Linked DNA regions of Homo sapiens: region 2 is linked to region 1. Evidence: chromatin loops called from intact Hi-C (ENCODE). Cell type or tissue: heart right ventricle. All regions are shown on one strand. Each heading gives the region's core, and the rest is flanking DNA. Links, peaks and the distances in the headings are about the cores only. Region 1 overlaps LARGE1 (LARGE xylosyl- and glucuronyltransferase 1). Region 2 overlaps LARGE1 (LARGE xylosyl- and glucuronyltransferase 1).

Region 1 (9,965 bases), core at 2,805-6,804:
TATTATTATTTTTTTTTTTTTGAGGGGAGTCTCACTCTGTTGCCCAGGCTGGAGTGCAATGGCGCAATCTCAGCTCACTGCAACCTCTGCCTCCTGGGTTCAAGCAGTTCTCCTGCCTCAGCCTCCTGAGTAGCTGGGATTATAGGTGTGTGCCACCACGCCCTGCTAATTTTTGTATTTTTAGTAGAGACAGGGTTTCACCGTGTCAGTCAGGCTGATCTTGAACTCCTGACCTCATGATCCGCCCGCCTCAGCATTCTAAAGTGCTGGGATTACAGTCGTGAACCACCACACCCGGCTGGGCTTGATTTTTATAGAGGTGTAGATTTAAGGAGATTTTAGTGATGATGGCACAGTTCTCTGTTTTGATTGCCATGATGGTTTCTTGAACACATACGATAAAATGGCATAGAACTATACACACATATTGTACCCATGACAGTTTCTTCATTTGGATATTGTACTAGTTATCTAAGATACCAACATTGGCAGAAACTGAGTGATGGATACACAGAACCTCTCTGTACGTTTTTTGCAATTTCATATGCATCTATTGTTATTTCAAAATAAAGTTATTTTTAAAACCTAGAATGAGGACAGGAAATAGTAACACAAATAGAAAAAAAAAAAAGAAATGATATGATGGACAATGCAGATAATGGCATAGCATTAAGCAGGTGTAACCTCTACTGGGCTCCTGACAAATGGTGACATTTAAAACAGGGCAACCACACTGCATCTAATGTGGTGGCCTTCATTAAGATTTTCCAAGAGGAAAATGTTTGCGATTCATGTCACAGACAATAGGCTAATCTCAAAATTAGATACAAAGAACCCCTAGAAATTAGTATTTTAAAAGACAAGTAACCATGGGTACAGAGTATCAACACACAGTTCACAGAGGAGGAAATGCAGGTTGTTGGTTTTTAACCACAGAAAGAGAAGCAACTTCTGCCTCGCAAAAATAAAAAGAAAGGAATGCAAATAAAAACAATAGTGAGGGCTGGGCAGGGTGTCTCACGCCTTTGGGAGGTCAAGGAGCACTTTGGGAGGTCAAGGTGGGCGGATCACCTGAAGTCAGGAGTTCGAGACCAGCCTGACCAACATGGTGAAACCCCGTCTCTACTAAAAATACAAAATTATCTGGGTGTGCTGGCACACACCTGTAGTCCCAGCTACTCGGGAGGCTGAGGCAGGAGAATTGCTTGAACCCAGGAGGCAGAGGTTGCAGTGAGCCGAGATCGCGCCATTGAACTCCAGTCTGGGCAACAAGAGTGAAACTCCATTTCAAAAACAAAACAAAACAAAACAAACAAAAACAGTCACCCAAGCTGAAGTACAGTGATGCAGTCTTGGCTCACCGCAGCCTCTACCTCCCGGGCTCAAGCCATCCTCCCACCTCAGACTCCCAAGTAACTGAGACTACAGGTGTGTGTCACCATGCCTGGCTAATTTTTGTTTCTTTTTTTTTTTTCTTTTTTTTAGATAGAGTCTTGCTGTTGACCAGGCTGGAGTGAAGTGGTGCAATCTCGGCCCACTGCAACCTCCACCTCTTGGGTTCAAGCGATTCTCTTGCCTCAGCCTCCCAAGTAGCTAGGATTGCAGGTGCATGCCACCACGCCCAGCTAATTTTTGTATTTTTAGTACAGATGGGGTTTCACCATGTTGGCCAGGCTGGTCTTGAGCTCCTGACCTCATGATCCACCCACCTTGGCCTCCCAAAGTGCTGGGATTATAGGCATCAGCCACCGCACCTGGCCTTTTTTGTATTTTTTTTAGAGACAAAGTCTCCCTATGTTGCCCAGGCTGCTTTGGAACTCCTGAGCTTAAGCAATCCACCCGCCTCCACCTCCACCTCCCACAGTGCTGGGATTACAGGCATGCACCAGAGATACCATTTATTAACTCTCAGATTACTGAAAATCTGTAAGTTTGGTAACACATTCTGTTGGTGATGCTGGTGGGAGTGCAAATGAGCACATCCCCTGTGAACTGCCTTTCAGCAACGTCTACAAAATGCCTGTGACAGAGGTGGCTAACTCTTCACCAAAAATTTGTCTTGCTCTTCCTCAGTAATACAGTTACAGCTGGCAAGTAGCTCAGCAGCTAAGGGCTTGATATAGTTTGGATGTTTATCACCTCCAAATCTCATGTTGAAATGTGATCCTCAGTGTTTCAGGTAGGGCCTGATGGGAGGTGTTTGGGTCAAGGGAGCGGATCCCTCATGAATGGCTTAGTGCCATCCCCGTGGTAATGAGTGACTTCTTGCTCCGAGTTCACATGAGAGCTAGTTGTTTAAAGAAGCTGGCACCTGCCCTTTCTCTCTCCCGCTCCTGTTCTTGCCATGTGACTTGCCTGTTCTCCCTTTGCCTTCTGCCGTGATTGGAAGCTTCCTGAGGCCCTCACCAGAAATAGATGCAGGCGCTATGCTTTGTATATAGTCTGCAAAGCTATGAGCCAAAATAAACCTCTTTTCTTTATAAATTACCCATTCTCAGGTATTCCTTTATAGCAGTGTGAATGGACTAACACAGAGCTACACCTCTCAGCTTCCCTTGCAGACATTGCTAGTACTCTGCATTAGAATGTGAGTAGAAAAAACGTGGTGTATGTATATGTGTTTGCAAAAAATGGCCACAAGTTTTTCCCCTGCCTACATCGGTTACTTTCACCAAGACTGTGTAGCTCCTCCCATTAAGAGGAGGCATCTATGTCCACTTCCTGAATCTGGGCCGGTCTTGTCGTTTGTTTTGACCAATGTAATGGTATGAGCATGACACAAGCAGAGACCTGAAAAGTACTTGAGCACTGGGGCTCCCCCTGCCACTCTGGGAGCCTGTCTGCCCTGTTGTGAACAAACCCGGGCTAGCCTGTTGGAGGATGAGAGCCCATGTGGAGAGAGGCCCCATCATCTGAGCTATCCTATGCTAGCAGGTAAGGCCACCCTATAGTAGCCAGCCCAGCTGATCCAACAGCTGTACTTATGGCTGCAGAGGCATGAGCACCGTAGCCCAAACCAGAACAGCCCAGCTGTGTCAGGCCAGCTTGCCTACTTGCATTTTAAGCCACTACATGTGAGGATTACTTGTTACACAGCAATGCTGACTGATACAGTGTGCTACTTCTTGGAGAAACTTTTTAAGAACCACGTATTTCTTCACTGTGTTCTCTTTTTACTGTCCTATAGTCATTCCTGAAATAACCCATAGTTCCCAGCCAGTGGGACATCTCATTTTGCAACCAGGCAACAGTGCCAAAATACACTCATCCAGGCTCCTCTTTGGCAAGCGCTGGGGACTGAAAATCAGTGCCCTGGCCTCAAGGAGCTCACCTGCCAGCAAAGACAGACACATGTAAACAACACAATCAAATTACTACTTATTTTTATTACTAATAGATACATTGATTTCAGGTGCTGATCAGTGCAATGAAAATACAGCTGGAAGCTTGTTATGCCTTAAGGAAGTGAGCTTTTGGGAATCAGTTCACGGAGCCACTCCACGCTTTCTTTTTACATTGAAGGAAGAGAGGCCCACACAGAAGTCCCAAAACAGCAGCTCGTGTTTTGCACGGAATCCCATGAATTTCTGTCAGATCATGTCTCATAGAGCATTACTAAAACCAGGACAGAAAGACGCAGAACACTTCCGGGAGTCAGGCAGAGCAGACTGGGATTAGGATTCAGATGTGAACAGAAAGCAGCTGCAAGCTGATGTGGCTCAGCTCAATGCCCAGGTGGGCAGTGGGGGCAGGTGTTGGTGGGGAAGTGAGTTAGAGATGGCCCAGCTCAGCACTGCTGTGTTCTGCAGAGAGTTCAGAGTCCCCTCCCGTGCTTGTCAGAGAGCAGAAGCTTGCTGTCTCCCTGCGGGATTGTGGGATTTGGAGAACAGCCACCCCCATGAATCTCAGGTACAGGATGGTTTAAGAAGCACTGAGGCCAGACACAGTGGCTCTTGCCTGTAATCCTAGCGCTTTGGGAGGCTGAGGTGCAAGGATTGATTTAGCCCAGGGTTTCAAAACCAGCCTGGGCAACATAGTGAGACCCCCCATCAGTACAGAAAATAAAAAATTAGCCAGGCATGGTGGCACACGTCTGTAGTCCCCATTTCAGGAGGCTGAGCGATACAAAAAGTAGAAAATTAGCCAGGCGTGGCAGCACAGGCCTGTAGCCCCAGCTGCTTGGGAGGCTGAAGAGGGAGGATTGCTTGAGCTCAGGAGATCCAGGCTGCAGTGAGCTCTGATCACACCACCGCACTCCAGCCTGGGTGACAGAGTGAGACCCTGACTCCAAAAAAAAAAAAAAAAAAAAAAAGAGAAAAACCACTGAAACAGATAGACGAACAGTCTCTTAGCCTCTCAGCAAGAGGAAGCCAGGGAGTACAAACTTCTTAATCCTAAGGAAAAGAAAATGCTACTTAAACTAAATATCAAGAAGAGACAAATTCCCCTGTGCTTAAGAACACGACTTGGAAATGTTCTCTTTTTACCCAGCGTCATAAACAGAATGTGGGCTGGTGATGTGGCCATGTAGATCAGCCTCTCAAAGAATGAATTGTTTTCTTTCTCTTTTTTTTCCTTGTTTTTCACTTCTAAAATACTATGTTTCCTCTTTTGGTTAAATGACAGACTTGCTTTTAAGAAGAGCAGTCAAGGATGTAAAAATAGTGATTTCAAAGAAAGCTGGGAGAGAATCATCATTTACGTGTTTTTGTTTTTTCAATTTGGGAATAAACTCCCAGTGTGGGTGGGGAGTGTCTGGAGCCTGAGAGGGAACCTGGGTGTCTTCGGGAGCCAGTGCAGGGGCTGGTACTTTATTTTATGGGGACCTGTGGCCTGAGATGCGTTTTAGAGGTAACAGTGCCCCCTTCTGGTGCAAATGAATAAAGAGTTGAGGTTTCTGTAAGTATAATTTAGATATCCCCGTGGCAGAGTGGAGCTTTTAAACTCATTGTCTCTGGGGCAGAAATTATGCCTTGGCTGTTCCTCCCTCCAACCCCAGGGAGCCCCCCTGGGTCTCCTTTGAGGCATGCTCCTCTCTGAGGCATATGTGACCACACACACACACACACACACACGCGCGCGCACGCACGCAGCTCAGGGACCTGCAGAATTGCCAGAGATCATTGCAGTGAGTCAGGATTCCTCTGTCTTGACTTGGATCTTCATTCTTCAGCTTGAGCATATCCATGAGATTTTTTTTTAATCTGCAGAAAGCCAGAGTGCTCTGTGGAATCAAGCTGCCTGTGAAAGTGTTTCTTTTCTTTTCTTTTGCCTAAAACAAATTCCAACTAGCTGTCTTGTTTTAGGTAAGTTCCAACTAGCTGACTTCCATCTGGTCAGCTAGTTGTACAGTCATATGTGTACACATCCAGGGGCAGAAACATCTAGGATGTTGGTCCCTGGATGTGCGGGTCCCTGGATATATGTACACATGACCGTCTCTTTTGATGTATGTCAGGATGTGATCAGAATTAACACTTAAACCCCCACGGTCAGTACCACACCCCTTTCTCTGCCCCACTCCAGTCCCCTCAGGGGGTGCAGTTACACTTCCACTCCTGTCCTAGTGAATTCTCCTTGGCCTGGTGACCTGGGAGGGCCTCATTGGAGAACAAGAATATTGGACACTATCATGATCAACACTAGGGGAGAAGGGCCCAGACTCCAGAGCCAGTCAGCCTGGGTTCAAATCCTGTGCCTGAGGCCGGGCGCGGTGGGTCGTGCCTGTGATCCCAACCTTTTGGGAGGCCGAGGCCAGCGCAACACCTGAGGTCAGGAGTTCGAGATCAGCCTGGCCAACATGGTGAAACTCCATCTCTGCTAAAAATACAAAAATTAGCCAGGCATGGTGGCATGTGCCTTTATTCAGGAGGCTGAGGCATGAGAATTGCCTGAACCTGGGAGGCGGAGGTTGCAGTGAGCTGAGATGGTGTCACTGCACTCCAGCCTAGGCGACAGAGTGAGAGTGTCTCAAAACAAAAACAAATCCTGTGTCTGCCATTTGCTGGCGTGTGACCTTGGGCTGTTGATTTAACCTGTTTGGGATTCAATTTTCTCACATAGGGATGATGATCACAATATGTAATTCCTGGGATTTGTGTGACACACAGATGAGTTCCTCTATGCCACGTATTTAGAGCAGCGCTCAGCATAAAGGACTTCATGCACATTAACCATTATTCTAGCTTCTTGGCTTAAGGTATGAAGTTGCCAGATCTTCTCAGCTGTATGATTTCCTCAAGTCAAATCCTGGTTCCCATTGCCTTGAGAAGAGAGGGTGCCTCAGATCCCAGAAAAATCTGTAGGAGTTGGAGTGATCTAACGACAGCAAGGAGAGTGAATTTGGGGCATCACCCAGTTCTCCTTATAATCTTCAGGCCAGTCCTGCTCACTGCTGTCTGACTTTGTAGCCTGATTTTTCCAGATGAAGCTGCTCTTGTTGACCCAGGTCTCCCCCTTCTTCTTTAAGGTATATTGTATCTGTGGGATACAGACATAGTGCAGGACTGAGGCCATGCATTCTCCTTCCTAAGAGCTTCTTACTCCGGGTCTGTGGGTAGATTCCAGGGATTCTCAGACTCTCTCAGAAGTTGTATACAAAATTCTCTGGGCGGCCCGGCACAGTGGCTCACGCCTGTAATCCCAGCACTGTGGGAGGCTGAGGCAGGCGGATCACAAGTCAGGAGTTCGAGACCATCCTGGCCCATATGGTGAAACCCCATCTCTACTAAAAATACAAAATTAGCCGGGCGGGTGCTAATATTTGCTAATATTGGTGGCAGGTGCCTGTATTCCCAGCTATTCGGGAGGCTGAGGCAGGAGAATCGCGCTTGAACCCAGTGAGCCAAGATTGCACCACTGCACTCCAGCCTGGGCAACAGAGCGAGACTGTCTCAAAAAAAGAATTCTTTGTGCATTATATGTATGTTTTTGTAGCTCTACTCCACCGAGTTCAGCCCTTTTTATTGGACAACTTTCCTAGAGGTTAGAGTGCGTCTTTAGTACTTGTTGGGTGATGATGGGACAGAGAGGGGTGTGGAGGGGTTGAGGGATATAAGTTTGTAGCCACTTTCCAATTTTTCATCCTATCGTAGCTTCTCTTAGTAATCCAGAGTTAGCTTTCTAGTGGCTCAGGTGTATAGCTCTGGAATCATCAGTTAATACGTATTCACAGTTAAGGGGAATTTGTAGGGAAAAAAATGCCACATGCTGCTTCCCAGAGCTGAGGATTTTCATCAGCTCTTCTGAATTATTCACACTCCTCGTCCCTTTTTTAATGTAGATAACAAAGAGTTGGTAGCAATATAAGAGTGCGTGTTTGCCTTTTAAGGCTATAGTCAACATATAAAAAGAAAATGATGTGTTCCCTTGAGTACTTACTACTGTCTAGTAAACAGGGGACAGAGGTGCTTAAATAGGAGGAAGTGGGCTGGGCATGGTGGCTCACGCCTGTAATCACAGCACTTTGGGAGGCCGAGGTGGGCGCATCACAAGGTCAAGAGATCGAGACCATCCTGGCCAACATGGTGAGACCCCATCTCTACTAAAAATAAATTAGCCAGGCGTGGTGGCGCCTGCTTGTAGTCCCAGCTACTTGGGAGGCTGAGGCAGGAGAATCGCTTGAACCCGGAAGGCGGAAGTTTGCAGTGAGCGGAGATGGCACCACTGCACTCCAGCCTGATGGCAGAAGGAGACTGTCTCAAAAATAATAATAATAATAATAATAGGAGGAAGTTGGGGAGGCTTCCACCCCATCATCTTGGTCTGTCCTCAGTGGTCTGATGGGATGCAGGACCAGCTGTATAATTTGTGAGGCCTGGTGCAAAATGAAAGGTGGGGCTTCCTTTTTTTAAAGAAATGTGTTAGGAGTTTCAAAATGGTGATAGCAAGCCATTAAACCAAGCACAGGGTCTTCGTCAGCACAAGGCCCTTTAGATCCTGTGTCCCTAAAGCTGGCCCTGGTGAGACATAGGGATGTGGGCCTCTCCCCACATCCTCACACTATTTCAGCCCGCTGGATGTCTTGCCTGCCTTCGTCACACCAGGCACACATCTGCCTTGCCTGCTTTGTGCTTACTGTTTCCCCGCCTTTAAGCCTCTCTCCCCAGATAGCCCTAGCCCTCGCTCCTTCATTTCCTGCAGGTTTCTGCCCAGAGCTCACCTTAGCAGAGGGGCCTCCGCCATCAGTCTTCTCTCAAACAGCATCCCTCACACCCTCCCTGCATCCTCTGCAACAAACTCTCAGCTTTCACTATGGATTTATCTGTCTATCATTGATTGCTCTTCTCACGCTGGTGAAGCGCAGGCTCTTAGAGGGCCTGGACACGGTGGCGTTGCTCACTCCCGGACTCTGTGAAGCTGGCAAGGTGCCAGGCTGGTGCTGTGTGTGTGGAATACACAGGTGGGAGTGTTCTTTGCTAACTGGGGAAGGCAAGCCAAAGGGTGAGAGGCCAAGGGGAGGGTGAGGGGTGACTCTGGACTCGTCACCTCTCATCCTGATCTTGTCAGGCAGGAGCACCTTCTTCCTGCCAGTGTTCATCATTCTGGAAGCCTTTTGTAAGATCCAGGGCGCTGACCAGGGAACTTTCCATGCACCACCTTTTGGGCAGATTAAGTCCGGGGACTACTGCCTCCCCTGCCTGGGTTCTTCAGTGTATAAAATGAGGGGGTTTCTGGGGTAGCTTTTCTGGCTGTTTTCTCGTTGAATGTGTTGTTGATGAGTCCAGAGTTCTTGTTTAGCTCCAGTGTTCTGGGAAAGATCGTCCTGGCTGTCTATTTTCTGCTCCCTGTGAAAATGAGTTCATTCATTCAACAAACACATACCAAGTGCCAATCATGTGTCAGGTACGCTAACAGGCCCTCAGAATACAGCAGCAACAAACAGCAAGCAGACCCTCCGGAGTTTACCTTTTCATGGATGTGATGTCTGCAGGGATGAACAGTTTGTCATGGATAGATTTGCTGCTCTCTTTCTAGGTCTCTGTGCATCAATTTGCACTGGAAAAGCCACTTGCAATGCTGTAAAAGAAGGAGTATTTGGAGCGAAAGTCTAGGGACCTTCATTAAAATCTAGGTTTCTGGGCCTCAGCACCAACAAGTGTGGCTTTGGGGTCAAGAGCTTGCGGTCTGGAATCACATCATGCAGCATTCATTCTTTTTTGTTGTTTTTTATTTTTTATTTTTTTTTTTTTTAGCTACACCTGCTGAAATGGGAGGGGTTCATTCTTGGCTCTACTGTTTTCTGAGAACTTGAACAAATAAACTGCTCGATATCAATTTGTTTTTATTTTCAATAGCAAAATAAAGATAGGAACATTACGTGCCTGCGAGGAGATCCTTTACCTAAAGCGCTTAGCACAGTGCCTGGTTCATGCTGTTCACACAGTGCTGTGTGTTCATGTTATTGACAGCCTCAGTGACAGCCTCAGTGAGCTTAGGTCACTATCTTTGGGCCTTGGCTGTCCCCTTCTATCAAATGAAGTGATTGTTTCACCCCTTTATAGGTCCGTGTTTCTGACTCACTTTAATAGGACTGAAACTCGTGATTGTCTCTCCTCCACGTGTAGACTAGCCGACTAAAAGAAGGCTATATGATATATATATACACGTAGTTGTCCCTTCATATCCGTAGGGGCCTGGTTCCAGGAACCCCGTGGATACCAAAATGTAGCAATGCTCAAGTTCCTTATATTAAATGGGGTTGTATTTACATACAATCTATGCACATCTCCTGCATACTTTAAATCATCTCTAAATTACTTATAATACCTAGCACCATGTAAATAGTTATTATACTGTATGAATTTTTAAATTTTGTGTTACTTTCGTTTATTTTTATTTTCATTGTTTTTTCTTAGAATATTTTTGATCCACATTTGGATGAAGTCGCAAATGTAGAACCTGGAGATACAGAGGGCTGGCAGTATACACCTGTGATACATATGTGTGTGCATATGTCTATGAAT
Region 2 (9,965 bases), core at 3,820-7,819, 220 kb after region 1:
CTACAGTTGCAAGCTGTGTGATATGCTACACAGCCTGCCTCATGGGCAGTGCACCAGATTAGAATGGTCCGCCTTGGTGGGTGTGAGTTCCCCATCCCAGCAGACACTGAGTGATCACTGCCTGGGCTGCTTAGTCCCACTGAGACTCTAGAATTCCTTCCAGCCCTGGTCTTCTGGGTTTCTGACCTGGCCGTCTCCCTACCTGTTCCTTTATGACTACAGAGACTGCGTGAGGCTTCCAGCTTTAATGGGACTCTCTGGAATAGCCCCCACCTGTTTTTAGATCTGCCAGACATTTCTGAGCCTTTGCCCACCCCTCCCTAGATGAAGCAGTGGTGGGCTCGATGGGGTAGTGGGAACCAACATGGGACAGAGACAGGCCTTCTGGGTTTAGGGTCAGCTCTTCCATGGACTCATCCAGCAAAAGAAAGCCTGGCCACAGAGCTTGGCATCAGCAAGAACTGCACGGGGACGACCCTTAGGGAACACATGAGGGGAGAGAACCTAGGAGGTAGAGGTTGCAGTGAGCCGAGATCGCACCACTGCCTCCAGCCTGGGCAACAGAGTGAGACTCTGTCTCAAAAAAAAAAAAGAAAAGAAAAAGGGCACCAATCTCATTCATGAGAGTTCCACCTTCATGACCTGATCACCTCCCTAATCAAACTCTGGTTTGTTGATTGTCTTTTTTCCCCACTAGAATAAAAGCTCCTGAAATGCCGGTGCCCAGGCCCCTTATCTGTATAGTATATCCGATGCATTGGAAATAACAAATATGTATTAGGTGAAGACATGTTTGAGAGGCAGAAATAGAACCTGAGGAGAGGGCCGAGGGGATTGTGGAACTTTGAGACAGATACCAAGAGGGACTGAGGAGGGGAAAGAGTGGGGAGGCATTGACACCGGGAGAAGAACACGCTCTTACTTGGGGAAACAGACAATGAAGCAAAGATATTTGGGAACATTGTTCTCAGCCTAACCCCAATCCATAGTAAATAATGACCTGGATCCGGGCTTTGGGGTGAGGTAGACCCGAATGTGAATCTATGTCCTTCACTTTGTAACTGCGTGACTTGAAAGAAGTTATTTCACCCCCTTAAGCTTCCTTGCCTGTAAGAGGGTGGTGACAATCTCAATATTATAGTTACTATGAGGATTAAATATGATAGCCACAGTGTGGCAAAGACATGACAAGCAGCAGGTAAAGGGGGAGATGGATGAGATCATGATCACACTTTAAATATTACCATCATTATTAGAAACCTCAGTTTGTCACAGTTGTTCAGGTCCTGGCAGAAAAGTTGGTTCTAAGGGACTAAAGATTGGAGAGATTGGGGCTGGAGGGCATAGAAACAGCAGTGCGTTGTGTCACCATTCTGTCTCGCTTGTGGAGGTTCCACAGAACAACATCCAGCTGTGTTATCTGTAAAGCTCAACTTATTTTTCATGTGCACAGCACCTTCTGAGAACCTTGAGTATTTTTTCTCTATTCTTTTTTTTTTTTTTTTTGAGACAGATTCTCACTCTGGAGTGCAATGGTGCGATCTCAGCTCACTGCAACCTCCACCCCCTGGGTTCAAGCGATTCTTCTGTGTCAGCCTCACAAGTAGCTGGGACTACAGGCGTTCACTACCACGCCTGGCTAATATTTTTGTATTTTTAGTAGAGATGGGGTTTCACCATGTCAGTCAGGCTGGTCTTGAATTCCTGACCTCGATGATCTGCCCGCCTTGGCCTCCCAAAGTGCTGGGATTACAGGCATGAGCCACCGCTCCTGGCCTCTCTGTTCTTACCCTAAACTCTTGGCTGAGCTTAGGAGAGGGACTGTGGCAGGTCACGGGGCAGGGGAGGGGTTCCTTTCTTGGAAAACTGAGACACAGAGGCAAAAACCAAGCCAGTGAGAGAATCCTGAGAAGTGGTCCTCTCTTCATGCCCAGCCAAACCTCCCTCCTTCCGCCCACTTCCTTCAGCAGGTCTCATGTCTACATGCTAGAAATTATTCTTGCGTTTTGCTCTCCAATTCTCAGAGGAGTTGTACAAATGGCCCTCTCATGAAGCGCAGAGTCCCCCACATTTGCAGAAGGTAAAACAGGTGCAGGAGGCATAATTCAAAATTCCAGATCAGAGCCCAGGAGAGGGCAGGCCCCCACAGCAGAAGTCTAGTACAAAGTTCAGTGCAATTAGGCGTCATGGAGAATGCATGCCTTTTTAAGAAATGGCTCTGGTCGGCCAGGCGCGGTGGCTCACGCCTGTAAGCCCAGCACTTTGGGAGGCCGAGGTGGGCGGATCACGAGGTCAGGAGATCGAGACCATGCTGGCTAAGATGGTGAAACCCCGTCTGTACTAAAAAATACAAAGAAGAAAATTAGCCGGGCGTGGTAGCGGGCGGCTGTAATCCCAGCTACTCGGGAGGCTGAGGCAGGAGAATGGCGTGAACCCGGGAGGCGGAGCTTGCAGTGAGCTGAGATCACGCCACTGCACCATCCTGGGCAACAGAGCAAGACTCCGCCTCAAAAAAAAAAAAAAGAAAAAGAAAAAGAAATGTTTCTGGTCAATTTGGTTAGCAAGCATTATAATGGATGAGAAATGGAGAGCATTTTGCACTGGTGAATATCTTAATCCTCCCTATTGAACGAGGAAGCAAATCTGGGCAGTGCCACTTAACAGAATTACTGAGAGAAAACTCTGGAAGTCATCAAAAAGGCCATTGAAACAAGATAGGTGTGCCCATTTCCTTTTGTTTAGAAGCATGGAAATGCATGGAATCGATTTCCTGGTAATCGTCCGAATAAAGTGGGCATTCTGACCAGGAGACTGCTGATTACGTACCTCTTGCTGGGTAAGGAAAAACAATTCAAGTAGGCTTTTGCTGTTTCTTAGCCATAGATTTTATGTACCAGACGCTTCTAACGCCTTTGAAAGAAAATATCTTTATAGATTTATCTTCAGACGTCTTTGCAGAACCCTCTCTGTTGCAAACCCTCCACACACACCTTTTTTTTTTTTTTTTTTAATTTTTTCCCTGGGCTCTATTTTTCCCCCTCTCCCTGGCTCAGCATCTCTGAGGTAGCCTTGCACAGTTGCCTGGCGCCCTGGGGTAGTAGGGGCTCTGAAGACGAGTGATGCAGACAGCATCACCCCAGGTAGACTTTTGTTTCCAACATTCACATATTTTTCTATTCCCTTTTTTAGTGTTATTTTTTTCTCCCTGACTCCAAGGTCCCATCAGGGTACCTGTCTACACATGTCTGGCCTCTAAGTGTAAGAGGCCAAGCTGATTGAACATACGGCACGTCCGTTCCTCCATCAGGAAAATGGGGAGAATGACAGCTAGTGCTCAAGGTTATTGAGAGAATTCTGGGAAGCTCCTGGCACACTGCAGCACATCTGTAATTATAGTTGTTGTAGCTCTTGTGTTTACTGTTTATTTTACCGTTCCTTGTAACTTAGCAGCCTCTAAGTTTGTGTAAGTCCTCTCTGGCTGGTCACTGCCTTAGGAGATCAGCAGAGCTTTTTTATACCTTTGTGGAGAGAGAAGTGTAGGACTTTGGGGCTGGAAGGGGATCTTCAAATCATTTAATATACTCACCACCTGGCTTTGAAACGAGGAGTCCAAGGCTTATAGTGGGATACAACTTCATATCACATGTTCAGTTGGAAGCAGGGAAAGATGAGAACCAGCAAGGTAAGTGTTTTGATGCCTGTTTTATAGGTAAAGGAACTGAGTGAGTCAACGTTGAAAGCAGGGATTTGATCCACAGCTGGTTGATCAAGTGTCACTGGAGGCAGAGCCCCACAACAGGCCCGGCGGATGATGCATGGATGGCCCAGGTCCCGCGGCTCACCCTCCCTGTCTCTTCCAGGCTCCAGATGCTGGAGGCCATCTGCAAGCACTGGGAGGGGCCCATCAGCCTGGCCCTCTACCTGTCAGACGCCGAGGCCCAGCAGTTCCTCCGCTACGCACAGGGCTCTGAGGTGCTTATGAGCCGCCACAACGTGGGCTACCACATCGTGTACAAGGAGGGCCAGTTCTACCCCGTGAACCTGCTGCGCAACGTGGCCATGAAGCACATCAGCACTCCCTACATGTTCCTGTCTGACATTGACTTCCTGCCCATGTATGGGCTCTATGAGTACCTCAGGTAAGGACCTGCAGGGGCCTGGCCATCAGGCCAGAAGGCACATAGGGCCATGCAGTGCCAGGACCAAAAGGCCCTTAGGGTCATCATCTAGTCCAACAGGTTTCTTTTCCAGATGGGGCAGCAGAGACCCAGAAAGGGGAAGGGACCTGCCCACAGCCACCCAGCAATAGAGTTCTCAGTGAACAGACTGAAACCTGAGTTTGCAGAAGGAAATGTTGATGGCAGAGCTTGGTCCAGCGAACATCTCTTTTTGTCTGCCAGTCTATTGCTTTTTCTGTAGCATCTATGAAAACATACCCTCCTCAGGCAGGCACGCGATGGCTCTCGCCTGTAATCCTAGCACTTTGGGAGGCTGAGGCAGGTGGATCACGAGGTCAGGAGTTCGAGACCATCCTGGCCAACATGGTGAAACCCCCCCCCTACTAAAAATACCAAAAAAATTAGCTGGGCTTGGTGGCATGTGCCCGTAATCCCAGCTACTTGGGAAGCTGAGGCAGGAGAATCTCTTGAACCAGGGAGTCGGAGGTTGCAGTGAGCCGAGATTGCTCCACTGCACTCCAGCCTGGTGACAGAGCAAGACTCCTTCTCAAAAAATAATAATAATAAATAGAAGAAAACATACCCTCCTTCTTCTGGTTTTGGACCAGACAACCTTCATATAACCCAAGAAAGATTATTGCCCAGTCTTTTAAACAAATCTAAGTGATGATGATGCCTAGTGCTTATGGAAGTGTTTGCTGCGCGCCAGGCACTGTTCTGAGTGCTTGAGAGGTAGGATCTCATTTCCTCCCCCAAAGTCCCTGCCGTGGGTAGTATTATCACCTTCCTTTTCTAAATGGGGAACTGTGGGACCGAGACCAGGAGCCGTTGGCCCGGGGTTACTCATCTAGGAAAGGGAAACTGGGGTGGAAACAGCCAGTCTGGCTGCAGAGCCAAGTGCATAAGCACCATGACAACTGCTTCTGTGAATCTCCAGTGTCCCTTTCCAGCTCCCCCCACATCATGGGACGGGGTGTCAGCAGCTGGAGAAAGCACTCGGCTAATGGAAGGCTTAGATGGCTGTGTGAAGAGTGCATTTATTACAGAATAGTACACAATTCGGATTGATAGGAGCCATGGAAGTCATATGGCCCAAAGGTCCCATTTCACACATGAGAAAACTAAAGTCACACAGTATCATGGTCCAATGACATTTTAAAAAAATCCTTTATTTACTGCCATTGGTCAGCATGAATTATGCCAATACCTAGTGAGTGCCTGCCTAGATCCAGGTACCATGAGAGGTGATTTGCATATATCATCCCATTGGTTCTACACATCGAACCCCAGAGGCAGGTATAGCTACCTGCATTCTACAGGAAGGAAGAGTGGGGCCCAGAGAAGCAAAATAACAGTCCAAGTCCAGAGAGCTCACGCCAGGGTGTGAACCAGCGTCTGCAGCCCCAGGTCTGCCCGTCACCCTGCTACACGTTGTTGGGCTGCGCTGGGGTTTCTGTTTGTCGCAAACCAGGCAAGGTCTGATTTCTTTCTCTCTCGTTCTCTTGCTCTCCCTCCCTCCTTCTGACTCCGTCTCTCTGTCTCTTAGTATCTTTCTCTTACTGCCTCTGTCTCTTTCTCTCTGAAAAGAGCTTCTAGGAGTCTTTAAACTTTCTGTCGGGAAGCCAAAGCGTAGGTTTAGCCTGCATACCCTCCGTGCCCTGCGCTGTCTGGAGCAAGGTCAGGCAGCCTGTGTTCTCTCTCCAGCTTCTGAGTCCGTGTCCTTCCAGGGACATCTCCGGGTTTCCTAGTGTTAATCCCTCCCCTGGGGCGGGAGGAGTCCCTACCAGACTCTGTTAAAAACAGTAGGGTCAGCGACCCCTAGGCAGCATGACCCTGAATCGGGAATGGGAGGTGCTGTGGTACCCAGCACCATGAGCCTCAACCCCTGACCCACCAGGCTGCAGAAATGGAGCACTCCCTCCAGCCCCAGCGCCTGTGCCAGTGCCTGCTGGGTCTTAGAATCCAGTGTGTGGAGCCAGGGTGCCCCCATGTGGCCAGACGGGGCTTGCAGCCTCTGATGCCTGCAGATTCTGAAACTTGGGCAGCTTCCGGGATGACAGGCTCCCAAGGGAACAGATAGATGATGGGAGTGAGTGCCACCCTAGACTAAGAAAAGAGGCTTCAGGATTGGACCCCTGCCCACCCTCCACCCCTCTGGGACTCTTCTTCGCTCCAGCCAATTGAAAGTGAGCTGGCCCCGTATGAGTCTGTGGTCTCTACTCCCTGTGCAAGGACTATTTAATTATTTGACCTCATGGGCATCATGTTTTAAAAAGCAATACGTATGAACAGTTTTTTTTTCTTTGTCTTTCTATGTTTTATTAATTAAAGGCATCGTTCACTGCTAATCCAGACCCTACTTGAAGTGAGGTAGCTAGTGTGCCCTTCTACTTAGCACTTGCTTAATGCAGAGTCACTTGAGGTGGTAGTTGGCCTTAGCTACCTTATCACAGGAAGGTATGTGGTTCCCCTCAGGGGTTTTGAAATATTGCAAATTGCTTTTAAAACTTTATTACTTTCTTCCCAGACTTTTCCCAAGAATGCTGAGTACAATTCAATAGAGAGACCAGAGCCCTGGTCTCAGGGAGCCAGTCGTCTCTCCACACAATCGTGCCATTATTGCTTTATGGACGCAGGGAAGGTTACTAGGTATTCATATTTTTCAAGAGGAGTTGGGAATCTGGATTTTCATATAAAATGTTTTTTTAATGTTGGCAACTAATTTTTAAAAATTGTTTTTAGATGATGATTTGGAGCAAAAAAATCATTTCAAATGCTGTTGAGGCCGACAAAATATGCCTTCAGGCTGCCTTGACTCCTCACACCCCCACCCCAAACTACCAGAGTGTAACCTCTGACCTAGACAATTCCTAGGCACCAAAGTATTTATGAGAATCAATGAGGAATGTCATTCTCTCGGAAGCCCCAAATAAGCAGACACTGTTCTTTTCATATGACATAATCATATCAACTTACCCTTGGCTTCAGGGACATTTTTTCTGGTGAGTAGATGGATTCATTTCTGACCCAGACGTTACCAGTGGATGCCCCTTGTGCACACCATAGCATCACTGGTGGGAGTTGAGGTTAAGGGTGCTGTTTGCTGTGGCAGCTGAGGACTCCAATGAAGCCCCCAGACCCTTCTAGAAACTGACTTTCTCAGCACTGATCTCCCATAAAATTCTGTACCCAAGCTCTGTCAAGATATTAATATTGGCCAGGTGCAGTGGCTAACACCTGTCACCCAGCATTTTAGGAGGCTGAGGTGGGAGAATTGCTTGAACCCAGGAATTCGAGACCAGCCTGAGCAATATAGTGAGACCCCATCTCTACAAAAAATTTCAAAAATTGGCCAGGCGCGGTGGCTCACGCGTGTAATCCCAGCACTTTGGGAGGCCGAGGCCGGTGAATCACGAGGTCAGAAGATCGAGACCATCCTGGCCAACATGGTGAAACCCCATCTCTACTGAAATACCATAAATTAGCTGGGCATGGTGGTGCATGCCTGTAGTCCCAGCTACTAGGGAGGCTGAGGCAGGGGAATCGCTTGAACCCCGGAAGGCAGAGGTTGCAGTGAGCTGACATCGCACCACTGCACTCCAGCCTGGCAACAGAGTGAGACTCCATCTCCAAAAAAAAGAAAAAAAATTGCTGAGCATTGTGGAACATGCCTGTTGTTTCAGCGACTTGGGAGGTTGAGACAGGATGATCTCCTGAGCCCAGGCAGCTGAAGCTAGAGTGAGCCATGATTGTGCCACTGCACTCCATCCTGAACAGCAGGGCAACACCCTATCTCAAAAAAACACATTTGTTAATTACTTAAGAATGATGACAGTTACAAGTTACTGAGCCCTTACCATGTGCCAGAAACCCTGCCAGCTGCACTCAGTCTGTCATTACCTCTGTTCTTCACACTGCTCTTTAAGGTAACTACCATTACAGGTGACCAAACTGAGGCCCCAGAGAAGTTAAATGTTAGCATTAGAGGAGGAGGAAAGCAGCCTTCCTCCATGCCAGCCTGCTCACTCTGTCGAAGGGGCCAGGTTACTCCCAAACCCCCAGGGTACCAGAGCAGGCCGACTGGCAGCCCTCGGCTTGTACCCCCAAACACTGATTTATATCACCTTTTTTGGGGTTCTATTTGGTTACCAAAAAAAGTTCAGCATGTTAGCTCTTTGAGCAGTTGCTTAGCAACCAGCTAATATTACAGCCAAAACAAACAGATCAATTGGAAAATAATGGAATAAGCTGTACGCATGGACAATAGCTGCAGAGTTTTACTAAAATCTCCTTCCAGCCCCTTCATCTACTTTTTCTGAAGAATGAGCTCCTGGATGTACAGCTTTCACTTTTGATCTCAGAAATGTCAGGCGAAAGTCAGCGGGGCATGGCAGAGGTTGCGCAGACTTGCCTTTGAAGCCAGGTTCCACAACACTAATCAAGTGTGTGAGTTGGGGCTGCTTGCTTCATCTCCTCATTCTTTCACTTCCTCAGTTAATATAGGAGCTAATGATAGCCTCCTGTGGGGCTATGGCGGGTGCCCAGCAGGAGTTCATTTTCTGCCCCTTGGCCTATTCAGTATTGGACTTCTGTGCTAGGCCCCTGCCCCAACCCAACCCCCGCCATTGCAAACTCTGCCACCTTCTGTGCAGCCTGGGTAGCTTCATGTGACCATCTCAATTTTTTTGCTTTCTGAAAATGAGAAACTATATATTGATACTACTCATTCTTTCAAAAACTGTGTAGTGAGCATGTACTATGTGTCAGGCAGTATGCTACATTGTAGGTGATGTTGCTGTCCCTGGGGGTCATTCAGACCTGCGTTTCAGTGCAGAGGACTCTCCCTCCCCTTTCCCTTCCCTCTTTTCCCCTCCCCTCCACTCCTTTCCTTCCCTTCCTTTCTTTCTCTCTCTCTTTCTTTCTTTTTCTCTCTTTTCTCATTTTCTCTCTTTAATTCATTTCTTTCCATACTGCTTCCTCTCTCTCTCTCACTCTGTTGCTCAGGCTGGAGTGGAATGGTGCAATCATGGCTCACCGCAACCTCAACCTCCCCAGGCTCAAGCGATGCTCCCACTTTAGTCTCCCCAGTAGCTGGGATTATAGGCATGCGCCACCATGCTGGGCCAATTTTTTTTTTACCATTTGTAAAGACAGGGTTTCGCTATGTTGCCCAGGCTGGTCTTGAACTCCTAGTCTCAAGTGATCCGCCCACCCAGGCCTCCCAAAGTGCTGGGATTACAGGCAAGAGCCACTGCTTCCCGCGTCTCTCTCTCTCTCTTTCCTTTTTTCTTTCTTTCCATCTTTCCTTTTTCTTTTCTTTTTTCTTTTCTTTCTTCTTTCTTTCCTTTACTTCTCTTTAGACACAGGGTCTTGCTCTGTCACCCAGGCTGGAGTGCAGTGGTGCAATCATAGCTTACTGCAGCCTCAAACTCCTGGGCTCAAGCAATCTTCCTGCCTCAGCCTCCCAAGTAGCTGGGACTACAGTTGTACACCACCTTGCCCAGCTAATTTTTTAATTTCCTTTTAGAAAAATAAACATAACCCAGACCCTATTGTCCAGGCTAGTCTCAAACTCCTGGGCTCAAGCAGTGCTCCTGCCTCAGCCTCCCACAACCCTAGGATTACAGGCGTGAGCCACCATGGCTGACTGATGCTGAGTACTCTTTATTTAGAATTTATTTGACCTTGGGAAAGGCACTTAACTTCTCTAACTTGTTTTATCTGTGAAGTGGGAATCATACTGCTTTTTCCTCTTCCCCAGTTCTTAAGGAACTGAGAAGATAAGAG

Evidence for each region. Hi-C counts contacts between places; a loop is a spot of excess contacts. Peaks named below come from ENCODE experiments on the same cell type or tissue, not always from the same donor. Only the 100,000 strongest peaks of a DNase experiment are listed, where the experiment ranks them.
Region 2: a loop joins it to region 1, with 4 times the contacts of the local background. A loop is called at or near these places in 43 of 110 quality-filtered maps.

Annotation. Positions count from the first base shown.
Region 1 is chr22:33,514,346-33,524,310 of GRCh38, reverse strand. The region is part of intron 6 of LARGE1 (LARGE xylosyl- and glucuronyltransferase 1); the gene reads left to right. Among named protein-coding and RNA genes, the nearest start is that of MIR4764, 83 kb to the right of the region's middle. In heart right ventricle, for the core only: a CTCF peak has its summit at 4,866 (motif pointing left); DNase peaks (open chromatin) are centred at 4,871 and 5,036.
Region 2 is chr22:33,298,403-33,308,367 of GRCh38, reverse strand. It overlaps LARGE1 (LARGE xylosyl- and glucuronyltransferase 1), which reads left to right. Exons shown (of 15, transcript NM_133642.5): 12 at 3,861-4,139. Among named protein-coding and RNA genes, the nearest start is that of MIR4764, 130 kb to the left of the region's middle. RefSeq lists enhancers at 8,106-8,475, 8,486-8,535. In heart right ventricle, for the core only: a CTCF peak has its summit at 6,164 (motif pointing left); a DNase peak (open chromatin) is centred at 6,167; H3K4me3 peaks cover 628 bases; H3K27ac peaks cover 873 bases.